Regions from separate parts of the Homo sapiens genome. Here region 1 is linked to region 2. The links are chromatin contacts, found by Hi-C or POLR2A ChIA-PET in ENCODE. All regions are on one chromosome and are shown on one strand. Each heading gives the region's core, a stretch centred on a gene start or an enhancer-like site at or near the end of the contact. The rest is flanking DNA. Distances are from core to core; before and after follow the strand shown.

Region 1 (3,185 bases), core at 206-2,705, 50 kb after region 2:
ATGTTCATGCAGCACTATTCACAATAACAAAGACATGGAATCAACCCAAATGCCCATCAGTGATAGACTGGATAAAGAAAATGTGGTACATACACACCATGGAATACTATGCAGCTATAAAAAGAAAGAGATCATGTCCTTTGCGGGACATGGATGGAGCTGGAGGCCATTATCCTTAGCAAACTAACACAAAACAGAAAACCAAATACTGCATGTTCTCACTTACAAGTGGAAGCTAAATGATGAGAACACATGGACACATAGAGGGAAACAACACACACTAGGGCCTTCTAGAGGGTGGAGGGTTGGAGGAGGGAGAGGATGAGGAAAAATAACTAATGGGTACTAGGCTTAATACCTGGATGATGAAATAATCTGTACAACAAACCCCCATGACACACGTTTACCTATATAACAAACCTGCACATCCTGCACATGTGGCCCTGAACTTAAACGTTAAAAAAAAAAATCATTCTTGCTCTCATCTAGTTGAAAGGGACAGTTAACATGCATATGTGACTAAGAAATGAACTGTGCAAGTTGATGATACTAATTAACCACAAGCAACAGAATTTCATAGAAGCCACCATCCAATGGCAAAAAGAGCCACAAGACTTAGCTTCAAGTTCAAGTTGTGCCACTGCCCCCACAGCTGTTTTGGTGAAGTCACTTTTTCTTCCTTTTATAAGATGATTAGTTTGGAAATGGAGAATTATGTCTTGTCTCCAACAGTGAAGAGTGGTGTGAGCTTTGACAGTGGAAAATGGGGATATTAATACTACCTCCACTGGACTGCTGTGAGGAGGAAATGAGACAATGCACAAAGGGTACTGGGCGAGGCATCTAGAGGGCTCAACAAATGCTGGCCATCACTATTTGCCATTGAAAGATCATTGCTGATTCTAAAACTGTGTAAAAGGGAATCTTTTGTTGGAGTTTTGTTCCCCAGAAGACCCTAATCTCTTGCTATTTAAGAACCATGACTTTTAAGTTTACCCTTTGTCTTTAAAACATTTTTTTTAAATATCAAAAGCAGCACTGTTATTATAGTATATATACTTAGCTACTGAAGACCAGAGACATCTATCTTGGGTCTGAATAGCCCCTGGTCTTTTTTGATATCTCCAGGTGCTCTCCTTTTACCAATATTTGCATTGGCAACTGTTCCACATCATTACTAATCATTTGACATCAGACTTAAGAATTTCTGACGCTGACAGAAAAGTTCTTCTCCCTCACTATCCTTTCTCAGAAATTACTCATTGTAGTCAAATGTGCCCAAGTCCCTGAAGCATATGTAATAAACCACCAACCAGAATCGGAAGTTCTATCCACCTTCAAACATTTGCTCTAACCTTAGAATGGGATCTTTCTTTTTATTTTTGCAATGCAACTTTTATTTTTCCAAACTACCCAGTACCAGAGGTTTTTCTAACTGGGACATTTGTTAGCCTGAGAAATATAGAAAACAATTGTTGGGTATAAATTCACATCACATTTTCATTTCCTTCACTTCTGCTATTTTCAAAACCTCAGACTTTCCACTGGTAGTACTGCACTCAGTGTGGCTGTCATCCACGCACTAAGCGGGGGATTATCTTTTTTGTCTCTCAGGAACCTCGCTTTTTTATTGCAGATGCAACTCTAATAGGCAGAAGTTGCCACACAATCCAACAGTGAAGATTTAGGAAGGATCCACGTTACAGGGCAGTGAAAGACTGCCTGAGGTGGTGGTCCTACCAGCCCTGCAAAAAGAAATGTGGGAACGAAGCTTAAAACAGCCCTCCCTCCCTACAGTGACAACACAACCTGCTTACAAAGAGCAGCGATAACAAGGTTTCAGCCCAAGATGCCCCAGTCATTCCTCTAATGAATGCAGAGGAACTATCAGCAGCCCAAGACTGTAGACACACAGTATACTGTTCCCCATATTGTTGAATACAAGATGCGTAAGTTATTCAATAATGTATCTGAATAATTACGTGAAAATGAAAATTACATATTAAACTATTCCAACAGGTGCCATTTTAAAATAAAACAGTTTCTGCCTTGCATATGCCTAGAAAATATTGCAATTACTTGTGAGTTAAAGCACGTACACTAGTACAAAAATATACCACCACTGGCACTGAAAACAGGCCATGGCTAAAACCATCCTAGATGTCTAATGATTTAGCATAAAACATATGTGATAGTGTAAGAGATAATCCTACTATGTTTACATCTTGCTTGTGTAAGTCTGTCAGTGGGCAATCACGAAGCAGAAAGGCATTCCCGAATGGTGGGAATCACAGGAAGCAGTAATCTCATCTGGAATTTAATAGTCTTTTTGTGTGTGTGGTTTTGATCATTTTCCTTTTATGAGTGCCGTGTGCACAGACTCTTGATTGTTTCTGCAATGGAAAAAGAAGAGGATGTCCCTCTGAATCCCAATGATCTGCTTTGGCCAAAATCAGACACCAAAGCTGTTAACGGGAAGAACACTTGCAATATAGGAAATCCTATAATGTAACGACCAATGCAATTGGTTAGAAACTCTTAATACACTCCCAAGTTGACAGAAGATGGCAGCTCCCACTGACAACTACACAGCCAAGCCTCTTCATCCATTCTATTTAGACCGAAGGAAAATGAAGAGATATTGAATGGAATATTCTAAAAGTTCTGGGTGGTCAGAGCCATGTGTTTTAGGATGGCCATTTCCATGAGAAAGGTGCGGTTTTGTGGGCAAACTTTTTAACCCTCTTCTCTTCCTACCACCCCCTACATCACACAATTAAGAACCGTGGGTGGGAGAAGATGGATTGCTCATCGCCCTCCCACTCTGTGGCCCTCTTTTGGATGGCATCATCGAACCCAGATGACAAGCTGGGAGGCAAGAGGCTTCCAGCAGCAGCATCTGGCCCTCTGGCAGATGGTCAGGCCCTCGGGTTCCCGGCTTGGGCTCCCTCCAGATGTGTCTCATGCTTGTCCTGTGTGTGAGCTTCCTCCTACCGCTGCAGGAAATTTTTCACGTGAAGACATTTTGAACCAGAAGAATTGGCACGTTCTTATCTAAGAAGATGTTCTTGTGTTTTTCCCTCTGGGGTTATATTTTACAAAGATGCCTGGATCCAAGAGGCATATGTGAATGTATCTTCAAGGCCATCTCCCTGGAGACCTGGGCGGTGGGAGAGGGGAGTGGA
Region 2 (3,350 bases), core at 48-2,547:
AGCAATGTCTGACTGGAAATTTAAGAGAGAAAGAATTCTAAGTTCATGTGTGGTAGAGAAGATGTTTATCCTCACGGATGTTCTTTTACACAGATTACTCAAATGCCAAGTGTTTCTTGCCAAAACATATTAAGGTGCAAACTCTGGCCCTGGGCGAATATTTGAAGTCATCCTAATGATTTGAAATGTGGCAGAAATGAGGCAGATCACAAAACCAAGTGTCCGTCTGTCCTTCTTGGAACTGGGGACAGACTGAGGACACATTTGTTTTAAACTGTTTCCATTACAAGGAACCAAATTTCTACTGGGAATCATGGCCACAGAGTTCCTGCAGACCAAGGGACAGGTTTTGAGCAAAGGTATCAGGACTTGCACTTCTGGATTACTGGTGTAAATCTTTCCCCAGGCTGAAAAGGATGCACAGGCAGGTGGCAACTTTGCTTCAGTAACAGCGACCCACCCCACAAAGCCAAGCATAAAAAATGAGGCAGAAGGAGCCTCAGCTCCTCAACTTAGCAGTTACTACAGCAAACACAAGCACTGCACCATGTGTAAGGCCGTGTCCTGAGTGCTTTGCATGTATCAGTTTACTCTGTACAACAGTCCTATGAGATTCTACTTCTTTTCTCATTTTACAGATAATGCTACCAAGAGGTAAGGTAATTTGCCCAAGGTTTCCCATCTAGTAACAAGTGGAGCTGAGATTTGAACATAGGCAGTTTGACTCCAAAGCCCACATCCATTAAACTATATTCTTTACATGTTATATATATATCGTGGGATCATTGACCATTCTGGTTATATTCTTATTATCATCACCAGATTCATTCAAAATTACAACTGAAGCCAGCATAATCATTTCACTAGAAATGCCAACACTTTCACTAGATTATAGCCAATTATAAATTTTAATATTTTTTGAGTTTGCTCCCAACCACTCTCACCCTATTTGTGATCCCTCAAATGCATTTTAACCATAATGAAAGACCAGTGGGTGATCTGGTAACAGAACCAACCCAAATATGGAGAACAGTGGCCAAAACAAAACCAATGTAATCTGGGTCTCTTGGGAAGTGTCAATGAACATCACCATAAGGATTAAATTATACTATATGTAATTATGATAGTCACCAGTCACTACTTTTGTGTGTGTTTCATGCAGACAGAAAGCCAGGGGTTGAAAATGAAAGGCTGTTAATATCTCCTTGTTCAGTACATATGTGTTTAGCATTTTAAAGCAGATTCATTTAGAATCTCACGTTAGAATTTCACTTTTCCCTTCTAAGGACTCAGAGGGTTTCGATATTAACTTCCCCTGTGGAGGTGACAGATGTCAGAGAGAGATCAAGAAGTTCAAGTCCACAGTAACTGAGGCATACAGTTCTGCCTGGATGCTCAACTTATGATTCAAGACTTCAAAAAGTACAAATGTTCGTTGTCACACATTCATTCACTTACTCAACCAACAGACCTTTCCAGAGAGTCCAATATGTAGTGATGCTTCTCATTCAATACCAATTTTACTAAGAGCACCATGATTTTGGTTCAAGTTTTTCTCCAAAAGAAAAGTAAAAAAGAAGACAACTCTTTACATTCAAATTCCCAGGAAAACTTTTGACTCTTAGGATGATAGAGTATTCAAGTAATTGCCAAGGAAGATTGAATACTTTTAAAATATTAATCAGTTGTGGCTGTTCTGGCAGGGGCTAGATCAGTGAATCTTTCAAAGTCCCTAATAATGCCAATAATATGCTCTCCTACTCTTCACTTTTCAGCATTCTTTGCTAAGTCACACCAAGCTACATCCTGTGCCCTGAACATGAAATCTCCTTCCTGCCTTCACCATAGGCTGCCTCCCTGGATCTGAAATGCCTCCCTCACTCCCACACCATCTCAGCTTCCCATCATCCCACTTATCCCTCCAGGTGCGGTATAAATGTACTGAGCTCATGAAACCTTCCCAGATACCCAGAGCTAGAATTAATCCCTGCCACCTACACTCTGTTACAGCACTTGTCACACTTGGTCTTCACTGCAAGGCCTGCAGTTGCTTGTATAATGGTCTGCCCCTGCAAGACACCACGGACTTCTGATAGTGCCTTTCCATTCCTGACAGCTCCTTGCACAGCTGTACATGCAAAGCACTGAATACACAGCTGACTTAAACTACCTGCAAATATTAATGGCAGTTAGCTTTGAATTATAGCACAAAGATTATTTCTTTCTTCTATATTTTCTGACTTTTCTATGAATAGGCACTACTTTAATGAAATAACAAACAACTGCATTGTAAAACTTCAAGTGAATATCATTCAGCACAGAACCTAGGGATGTTGGCCCCATTCTACAAGGAATAAATTAGGAACTAAAGATTACGAGTGGCTTTCTCAAAGTTTCTATGCTCTAAGATTTACCATTTAACTCAAATGTGAACAGTTAAGAGCTATCCATCTCACACTCTGTAAAATGTACATCATTTATTAGTTTCATATTGCATAATTCATACATGAGTATCAACTGGGAAGGCTCCACACCATTGGTGTCCTTAACTTCCTACTTAATATTTTAAACTTTGATGTTGAGAAATTTTTATCTCCAAGTTAAACCTGCCATTGTTTTCCCATCATTCAAGTGTAACCCAAAGGAATAAAAGGCCATATAACTAAAGTCTGTTTAGTTTCTTCTCCAAAATTCTACAGACCATTCTGTTGACTTTTGTTGAAACCCTTAGTTAAAACTCTTAATGATTTACTATTTCTTCATTCAGCCTATTTTCTTAGGTTATCTATTTATTCATTCAGTCTGTCCTTATTCAATAAGTATTTACTAAGCACCTACTTTGCACCAAACAGAAGGCATACAACAGACAACCCAGTCCCTTCCCTTGTGAAAGTTCATTGAAGTACAGTTCTCATGCTGTCTTCATCAGAATTACCTCAGAAACTTGTCCTGGCAGAGAGAAAGTAGGAACTGTATGAAAATTTCTGTACGTACTCTTTCCTGTGGGATGAGTCCACTTGGACCAGAGGGGCATTTGAAGAATTTTGATGCACACTAAAGCTTGAGAATTGATAGCTAGTTGATTCTTAAAATTAATAATACCATACTATGTGATAAGTGAAATGATGGAGCTATATACCAGAAATTGTGAATTGCCTGGGCATCTCATCATGTGCAATTGAAATTCAGCATAAAAACTTAAGTAGGGCCAGGTGTGGTGACTCACGCCTGTAATCTCAGCACTTTGGGAGGCCGAGGCGTGTGGATTGCTTGAGGTCAAGAGTTTGAGACCAGCCTGACCAACATGGTGAAACCCTGTCTCCACTAAAAATTTAAAAATTAGCCAGGCA

What was found. Hi-C counts contacts between places; a loop is a spot of excess contacts on that map. ChIA-PET counts read pairs that join two places held with the same protein, here RNA polymerase II (POLR2A). Pooled maps may share reads with other maps.
Region 1: a loop to region 2 is called in a map with no recorded cell type, with 3 times the contacts of the local background. The contact joins two enhancer-like sites. A Hi-C loop is called at or near these places in 1 of 168 maps with a recorded cell type or tissue (PC-3), 2 of 37 single-sample maps with no recorded cell type and 3 of 50 pooled maps. POLR2A ChIA-PET finds 5 or more read pairs at or near these places in 1 of 52 experiments (activated B cell).

What each region holds. Positions count from the first base shown.
Region 1 is chr5:158,897,121-158,900,305 of GRCh38, forward strand. The region is part of intron 6 of EBF1 (EBF transcription factor 1); the gene reads right to left. Among named protein-coding and RNA genes, the nearest start is that of EBF1, 200 kb to the right of the region's middle. Within about 2 kb of position 1,456, at least 3 of the 41 ENCODE cell types and tissues checked have a DNase peak (open chromatin) inside an H3K27ac peak, as active enhancers do.
Region 2 is chr5:158,847,519-158,850,868 of GRCh38, forward strand. All of the region lies in intron 6 of EBF1 (EBF transcription factor 1), which reads right to left. Among named protein-coding and RNA genes, the nearest start is that of EBF1, 250 kb to the right of the region's middle. Within about 2 kb of position 1,298, at least 2 of the 41 ENCODE cell types and tissues checked have a DNase peak (open chromatin) inside an H3K27ac peak, as active enhancers do.